2 separate regions of the Homo sapiens genome follow, and region 1 is linked to region 2. A link is a contact called in ENCODE Hi-C or POLR2A ChIA-PET data. All regions are on one chromosome and are shown on one strand. The core of a region is the stretch at or near the end of the contact, and the rest is flanking DNA. Distances in the headings are between cores, read along the strand shown.

Region 1 (4,696 bases), core at 2,153-4,652, 47 kb after region 2:
GTGTCTGTTCTATTGATTTTCCTTTTCCCATCTCCTGTGTATGGCAAACTCCCACTTGTTTTTCATGATTCTGCTCAAGTGTTCTTTCCTGTATGAAGCCCAAGCTGTCCACTTGGAGAGACATCTGGCCAGCCCCCCGTTGTTCCAGCCATCCCCAGTTCAGGCATCAGACATGTGGTGAAGAAGCCATCCTAGATGCCCAGCCCCAGCTACCATCTGATGCAACCACACTGCTCACCCCGAGCAAGAACTGCCTGCAGGAGCCTAGTATTATCCTCTCTCACAGAACCATGGCAGGGAATAATAAATTGTTGTTTGAAGCCACTCTGTTTTGTGGTGGTTTGTTAGGCGGCAATAGGAAACTAGAACACCATAGCTTTTTTTTTTTTTTTTTTTTTTAGAAAATAACTTGATATTCATAAGCACAGCTTTTTAAGCTGCTTTTATTATTTTTCCCTTTATACGAGTGCATTCTGCAACATAAGGAGATTTCTATCTCAGCCCTGAACAAGATTTATGATCTTGATCAAGTCTCTTTATAATAATGTCACAGAACTTTACTTGCTTCAATTCTAATATGAAGGATTGAACTAGTTAATCACTAAGGTCCACTCTAGTTCCAAAATTGTGGCATTCTCTTCTAACTATCAGGGAAAAATTGACTTATTCTTTGTTAAGTTGTAGCTTGCAGTAAAGTTTTTTGGGCATGAGAATTTTCAGCAAGGTGGTGAGTGCCAGGAAAGTGCTGACTCAGCACAATGCTGTCTGTTAGCCAGGAACAAAAATGAGGAGCAACCATAAATTTAATCCTTTAGCTCCTTCTCCCTGCAAAATTCAGAAGATGTTTTATCTGTAACAAAAGACTTGAAAGAGGATTCTCACTTTTTCCCTTAAAAGTTGTTACTCAAGTCTGTAGGTAACTTCAGGATTTTTGACAGAAGATTCAGATTTGCATAGTTGACTCAGTCTCCGGAAGATCCCTACACTCAAATTCTAAGTTTAGGGCAAGTGAACTGAGTGATTCCTAGAGGAAATAAACTCTCGCCTGAGAACAACAGCTGAAATAAAATCCCATAAGCCAGGAAAACAGCCACACAATTACAGTAACAGGTGGTCAGTTTCAAAACAAATTTCAAGGTCTGACTCGCCTGGCACCTGCTCTAGAACCACAGACAGCAGTTTGACACTGTCTGGGTCCAAGTTAGGTCATCCCTGCCACACCATAAGGAAGATTAACTACCTTTATTAGCAGAGCTAAGTCATGGTAGGTTAGAGGACTGCTTCTCTGTGGTAGTAACCCCTGTGTTCCCTGTCTGAGAAGAGGGAATAAGAGAGAATTTGGGAACTGGACAGGACCTTGCAGATTAACCATTAGGTTGGTGCAGAAGTAATTGCAGTTTTTGTCCTTAAAAGTAATGGCAAAGTGAAGCCGAGGGGAGCTAAGCAGAGATTTGCTCAGAATCACATGACCTGTAGAAGCAGAACATCCCCACCCCCATTTTATTGTGAAAAAATTCAAACACACAGCAAAGTTGAAAGGATTTTTACAAGACACAGCTGTATATGCATTTCCTGGATTCTACTGTTAATATTTTATTAAACTTGTTTATTTTCTAACTATCCCTCTATCCATCCTTCTATCACCTTATTTCCTGGATGCCTTTCGAAGTGAATTGCAGACATCTGTACTCCTTCCCCTAAAGCAGCATAGTGTTTTATCATCATTTAATAATTTAATACCTCAATTTTGTATACATTATGGAACCAGGAAACATTATAAGAAATCACTGGACCCCAAAAATGTTAATTAGCCTTGGCTAGCCTGAAAGAGAACACAATTTCCTAAGGTCCTAACTTTAAGGCACTTGAGGATTCTTACTAAGGGCAAATTCCTGAGATGACAGAAATACTAGTCAACACACATCAATGCCTATGTTTTTCCCTCCTCCTGGAATCCTGTGCTTTCCCCTTCCTGCTCCACCTGTTGAAATCCTCTCTTCATTCGTCCAAGAATGATCTCAGATGTCTGCAAGGAACATAAACCACTGTTACACACGTATTGTTTTAAGGAAAAAAGTTACTGAAGAAGTCTGAACTGTCACCTCCTTCCCAATCCCTTTCCTAAACCCCGAGTTTTAACTTTTCTCATTTTAATGCCCATAAACTTTCATTGCTATTTTTCCTCCCTCATTCTACCTTGTTGCAGTTTAGTGTTTATTTGTTTGTTTATCACGACTACTGCTCCTCCTCCTAATAATACTTATGGTTAATTTCTTTTTAAGGGACTATATCTTAAGACTATGTGTCTTCTGCAGTTCTTTGCATAGAGTCAACGTTGAAGGACAAGCAACTTCAAATTTCCAAGCAACAAAATTATGTTCGGGTGGTTTTCTGAAAGCGAGATCTTAAGAACCACCTGTATCAGAATCCCATGAAGAGCTTGTTTAGTGTGCAAATTTACAGATTGTCCCCCCTCAGAAATGCTCATTTAGGAGTTCCTGTCCTTTGCGGGGACATGGATGAAGCTGGAAACCATCATTCTCAGCAAACTAACACAGGAACAGAAAACCAAACACTGCATGTTCTCACTCAAAAGTGGGAGTTGAACAATGAGAACACATGGACACAGGGAGGGGAACGTCACACACCAGGGCCTGTCGGGGGTGGGAGGTAAGGGGAGGGAGAGGATTAGGACAAATACCTAATGCATGTGGGGCTTAAAACCTAGATGATGGGTTGATAGGTGCAGCAAACCACCATGGACATGTATACCTATGTAACAAACTTGCATGTTCAGTACATGTATCCCAGAACTTAAAGTAAAATATAAAACAATAATAAAAAGGAAATGCTCATTCAGGAGTTTTGGGGTGGGGGTTCAGGAGGCTGCAGCCTTAACAATTACCTCTGGTGATTTTGACACAGGTAGCACAGCAGCCAAACTTGGAGAGATTTGTTCACAGCACTGCATCACCAACCTTACTTTCTGTTAGGCCTTTAATCACTTTTTTTTTTTTTTTTTTTTTTTTTTTCTGAGACAGGGTCTTGCTCTATCACCCAGGCTGGAGTACAGTGGCACGATCTTGGCTCACTGCAATCTCTGTATCCTGGGTTCAAGCAATCCTCTCTGCCTTGGCCTCCTGAGTAGCTGGGACCACAGACATGCTCCATTATGCCCAACTAATTAAAAACATTTTTTTTAGAGGCAGGCTGGTCTCGAACTCCTGAGCTCAAGCAATCTGCCTGCCTCGGCCTCCCAAAGTGCTGGGATTACAGGTGTGAGCCACTGCGCCCGGCCTTTTAATCACTTTTAAACCAGCAACCCTAATCTGCCTGTCCCTTGAATGGATCCGGATAAAGGTGTGGCAAACAAGCCTCCTGTCACAGTGGGGTGTGACAGTCACGGCATCACCCCTTCACCACATCATGTGCTGCCAGTCATCACTTCTGCTGTTGCCACCAACCCTTGCGTTTCCCTTTGTCACTTCCCCCTTGCCACCACCAACGGCCACTGTCCCTCTGCTCCTCACCCTCCATAGCTGAGTCAGATCCAGCATTGGGCACTTGAGGAAGAAGCCACTGTGGAAGGCGGGATGAGGGTGTTCCCATTCTACATTCACAAGCCCACAGCTTGGAGAAGAAGCACACCTAATTCTGACCCTGGCTTCTGAAGAAGCTCTGCAAACCTGGCTAGAAAGTTGGGCCTGTGGTTTGAGGTTCCTGCTGCCTTTGATTTTACAATGAGTGGAAATTGAGGTTGAGTAACAGGTCTCTTGCCCAAGTATTAAGGGCCACCACGAAGCATACAGCAATGAAGGCAGGAGCTGATGACATGTGGTTGGTTCCCCCCTCTAGGCCAAGTATCTTTGTATAGGGAAGGCCGACATGGCCATCTTCACGGTTTGGTATTAGTGGAGTGTCTTATACATACTGAAATTTGTTTTTGTTTTCAGGTGCTAAAAGGATAATACCAAGGAAAACTATGGGTGGGGGCAGTGAATGGCCAGCATGCCTATAATCCCAGCACTTGAAGCCAGGAGTTCGAGACCAGCCTGGGAAACAAAGCAAGACCCTGTGTCTAAAAAAATTTTTTTAAAAATAAGCTGGGCATGGTGGCACGTGCCTATAGTCCCAGCTACTCAGCTACTCGGGAGACCAAGGTGGGTGGATAGCTTGAGCCTAGGAATTTGGGGCTGCAGTGAGCTATGATTGCACCACTGCGCTCCAGCGTGAGTGACAGAGTGAGATCCTGTCTCTTTAAAAGAAAAAACTATGATTCAAAGTGTTGTTTTATGAAGCATAACCTGCTTTATGTTTTGAGTTTAATATAACTTGAAATCAGTTTCTCTAAGACAGTGCCAGCCTTGCCATTTTTCAGTTCAACATAGATTTCTCTATTACAGTGGTTCCCAAACTTTAGGAGGCATCAAAGTCATCTGGAGGGCACAAAAACACAAATTTATGGATGTCACCCACAGTTCCTAATTCTCTCTCTCTCTCTCTTTTTTTTTTGAGATGGAGTCTTGCTCTGTTGCCCAGGCTGGAGCACAGTGGTGTGATTTCGGCTCACTTCAACCTCCGCCTCCTGGGTTCAAGTGCTTCTCCTGCCTCAGCCTCCCGAGTAGCTGGGATTACAGGCTTGCGCCACCACACCAGGCTAATTTTTGTATTTTAGTAGATATGGGGTTTCATCATG
Region 2 (4,269 bases), core at 1,696-4,195:
ATCTAAGAATGACAATTTAAATAAAGTATCAGTCAATCATTTTATAAAACTGTCTTACTTATGTGAAAGTTAATGTGGCATTGTTAGTTAAAATTTGTATCAAATGAATTATCAAGTATCTGAACTTAACTGGAACTAGAAATAGAAACATTTTTCCTTGCATCCAACTGTTATACTACTAGTGATCTGCTGCCTAAACAAGTGACCTCAAAGATAAATGTATGAAAGCTACCTTAATTTTTGCTTTCACAATTTTAGCGCATACCCATTTTATGCGCTAAAACACAGTTAACAATTTTTAGGAAAAGGATTTTAAAAGACAAAGAAAAACCCCATATATCTTTTCCCTAAAAAAGTTCTAAAAAGTTCTTGCCGAAGTCTAAAAGTAGACTTCTCCTACCAAGAAGGATCAGGATTTCTGAACTATCTTAGAAGTATAGGTTACATCACACAGAAAGGACAAACTGACTGACCCATCTGGAACATAAAATCATGTTCCTAAGAAAATTATCTTAACCAACTACAAAACCTAAAAACTCATCATTTTTTGCCAACGAGTCTTAGCCATAAGAATTTTCCTTTTTCGCAAGATAGCAAAAGCCATTAACCCACCTACTGGTAATTATTCAGGCTCGATTCCTTAACATGCTAGTGCCAAAAGTTTAATAATAGTTATCTATGTACCACATGTTGAACCTATTGTATAAAATTGGCTCCATTCACTTACATATAACCAGTGACAAGGTTTATAATTTGGAACAGCTCAACCTTTTCCTACACATTGCTACTTTATATAAAGTCCATTTTTTAAAGGGACTAAAAATAGCTGCATGTCCTTTGCTTAAAAAAAAAAAAATCAAGTCACAATTTAGTTAAGCCTGAACTGCATCTAGATCCTTATGGAGTTCCACTTCAGGAATTAAAAAATCTAGGCTAAATTACCTATATTCTTCCCTTGTCTAAAAGAAAGATCACCCATGGCCGGCTGCGGTGGCTCATGCCTGTAATCCCAGCACTTTGAACAGCTGAGGCGGGCGGATCACCTGAGGTTGGGAGTTCAAGACCAGCCTGACCAACATGGAGAAACCTCGTCTCTACTAAAAATACAAAAGTAGCTGGGCATGGTGGTGGCATATGCCTGTAATCCCAGCTACTGGGGAGGCTGAGGCAGGAGAATTGCTTGAACCGGGTAGGAGGTTGCGATGAGCGGAGACCACGCCATTGCACTCCAGCCTGGGCAACAAGAGTGAAACTCCGTCTCAAAAAAAAAAAAAAAAAAAAAAAAAAAAAAAAAAAAAAAAAGATCGCCCGTATATCATCCCATTTGGATGAAAGCCTTTAATAAAATAATGATAAAAAGATGTTCTTTAATTTTATGAGGGCATTAGTGAACTAAGTTCTGTTTGGGAGACCATTTGAAAGTAGCTCTTTTAGCTATTAAGCTATGGTTGACATCTGATATAGTCAATCGCTGTTATTTAGTCAAGTCCCAGGAGTTTCTGAGAAGATCCAAAATAATAGGAATAACTTATTTGCGGAGTACTTTAACGTGTCTGCTTCTAAACACATCACATGGATTAACCGTCCACTTGTCAGTAGAATGCCTCTCACTGAATATTATGGGTAACTGGGATTTTCAAAAGGCTTTTCCACTGGAAGCTTTAGGAATGTAACGCCGAGGTTATAATGCAGTTTAATGGAAAAATATATTCTCTATGTAACTGTCGGCTTCATGTATTAGTTTTCAAAACCAAATTATTATACAAAAGTTGTTTGTTGATTTGAGGTTGACTTTTTTCCAGTATTTTTCAGTATATTTAATAGAATTTAGCATCTATGTCTGCGGTTTCCAGGACCATCTTTTTTTCTTTTATAGAAGGTTCTCTGTGCAGATAAAATTTCTAGGGACCAAGCTCATTTATGTTTGACTTCATAGGATACACACTAACCTTAAAAGGTTGGAAGACAAATGCACCCCACAAGCACACACTCTAACCAGGAGACGAAACAAGCAAACCTAATTACCAGAAGACACACGTAGAAGAAAAGTGGTCATCTCTGGGCAGCACTGGGAGATAGGGAGAGGTGGGGCTACTGTATTAGTAGTATTAAAATACTACTGATCTCATCAATGAATCGATACAATTCATGGCACTTAAGTTCTTAAATCCGAGTGCAGGTATTACTATGACGTAATTTGATAAATATCTAAACCAAAACCAGCTGCTGAGCATCCTTTATATGTATAACATTGTGCTAGAGGGTCAGGGAGGGCTGAAAGCTAAATTACGATATTGAATTAGATAATTTTTAAGTTTCTTTCCAATTCTAAAATTCATAATTCCATCTGTATTAACTCATTCTTAGAAAGCATGCATCTAAAAAGCAAACATTTAAAAAAATCAATAGAAAAAATATATCATTTACTCTGATTGAATTCTTTCTTTTAAAAAACACTTACACACTATGAAATTACTTTATTACTTAAAACACAAAGACCATCCATTTTCTCATGTTTTCTGAGATCATTATCATGGAAATAAAATTCTGATGAAATTGAAAAAAAACATGAAACAAAATTAGCCACATCACCACTACCAAGTAAAACAGCTCTCATCACCTTAGAGCCACTGCACACACAACCACACTTCTATCTCTATATCTGCCTCCTGCAAGCTGAACAAAACAATGTGCTGCTTCTACGGGAACTCTGAGCCAGACAGCCCAGACTTTTACAGGAGGAAAAAGCAAGTTTTACCTTTTTTCTCCTAAACCCTTTTGGTGTCAAAGCTAAAAGTTGTAAAACATTTGTTTTACTTCCTTCTGGAGGCAATCATTTGCCAAACTACATTCTTTTATTTTATATACTTTTATTTTTTGGTTAGAAAACTTGTTGCTCAACATGCAAATCTCAAACTGGGGGAGGGAGGGAAGGAGGGAGGAAATGAAGCTCAACAAACACAACAAAATAAAGTTGCTCTGCTATGTTGAGGCTGCCAGGCTTTTTGTTACTCTACTTGAAAGTAAATGTGACTTGTCTGTAGAGAGTGCTGCTTCAGCAGTTCCAAATGAATTTCAAGCCTGTGCTCCATATTTTCTCTTTTGTAAGTTTAATGTATTCAGCAACACTGAACTGACAATTTAAATAACTACATTTTTAAACAAACGAAGCATTGATGTTAATGTATGAAAATGGTCCAAACCCCTGGGAGTCTTGGTTCCCACCATTGTTTATTCTGACAACAGGATATAATTGCTTACTTACTTGGCAGCAAATTTAACCATCTGCTTGCTTGCATGGTCTCCCACCGCCACAAGAGCCTGGACATTAAACTGCTGCTGACGTAGGACTAAGAAGCACTGTTTCCCTGAAAAAGACAGAAAGAACACAAATGTATTAAGGACACGCAACTTCAGGTTTTACAAAGAAGGAAAATGCTCTCTACTTTAAAAGTGGGCCAAAATTTACTATACTCATCAGGCACGCATGCATGTGTATACTATCCATTTGGCTTCCACAGACAAAATACTCACACTCAACTGACAACCCTTAAAGAAACTCAAGTTCCTATGATGAGTAACAAGAAATGCTTTCAACTTGTTATAAGAACACAGGCAAATCACCAATTTCAAAAAAACTTCTAAATCAAGAAAATTATTTTGTCATTGCATTGATTTATTAAACAAATTTCAAGTAACTTGAGATCACTTTCAACATTCATTCAATAGTTAGTATATTCCACATGCAAAGGCACTGTACTACTATGGAAGTTTCAATACTGCAACCACAAAAGTGCTAACACAGTGCTTAAAAACAAGGACACAAACACTATGGGGTGGTCCATCTACAGAGTTTCTTCCTACCAAAGTACATTTTAAAGAGCATTTAAATTGACAGGCTAGTGCCTTTCATGTTCTACGTTCTTCATTTTTCCTTTATCACCTTCCTAGTCCTTCATATTTTATGAGTCTCGCATTTTTTTTTACTCCAAATAACTTATATTGTCTATTAAAGATCATTTTCTTCAAGCCCTATAACCAGTTTTATTTTTACATATCCTGGGCCTCTTTATTCCTTCTTCTTTGATAAAGAACTGTTACTCCTTATTCTTAACCTTCTGAAAAACATTATTCATAATATATTTCGTTATTATGTATCCTTGTGACATCCCTTTTTCCTCCAAAGCAGATCCTTCTTAAGTCTCTGATCAAATTCTGGGAAATTACTTCTTCATAAAAAATGGGTTAATCTCTCCAAGACCACTTTAC

The links. A loop is a pair of places that touch in the nucleus more often than their neighbours do. ChIA-PET counts read pairs that join two places held with the same protein, here RNA polymerase II (POLR2A). Pooled maps may share reads with other maps.
Region 1: a loop to region 2 is called in a map of natural killer cell, with 2.0 times the contacts of the local background. The contact joins two enhancer-like sites. A Hi-C loop is called at or near these places in 1 of 168 maps with a recorded cell type or tissue (natural killer cell) and 6 of 50 pooled maps. POLR2A ChIA-PET finds 5 or more read pairs at or near these places in 18 of 52 experiments (B cell, CD4-positive, alpha-beta T cell, CD8-positive, alpha-beta memory T cell and 13 more).

Annotation. Positions count from the first base shown.
Region 1 is chr2:136,004,914-136,009,609 of GRCh38, forward strand. It overlaps DARS1-AS1 (DARS1 antisense RNA 1), which reads left to right. Exons shown (of 4, transcript NR_110199.1): 4 at 2,283-2,629. Among named protein-coding and RNA genes, the nearest start is that of DARS1, 22 kb to the left of the region's middle. Within about 2 kb of position 3,403, at least 10 of the 41 ENCODE cell types and tissues checked have a DNase peak (open chromatin) inside an H3K27ac peak, as active enhancers do; they include CD4-positive, alpha-beta T cell, where a contact is called at or near this core.
Region 2 is chr2:135,958,131-135,962,399 of GRCh38, forward strand. DARS1 (aspartyl-tRNA synthetase 1) reads right to left here. Exons shown (of 16, transcript NM_001349.4): 4 at 3,266-3,368. Among named protein-coding and RNA genes, the nearest start is that of DARS1-AS1, 25 kb to the right of the region's middle. RefSeq lists a silencer at 2,595-2,795 and an enhancer at 2,831-3,332. Within about 2 kb of position 2,946, at least 6 of the 41 ENCODE cell types and tissues checked have a DNase peak (open chromatin) inside an H3K27ac peak, as active enhancers do; they include CD4-positive, alpha-beta T cell, where a contact is called at or near this core.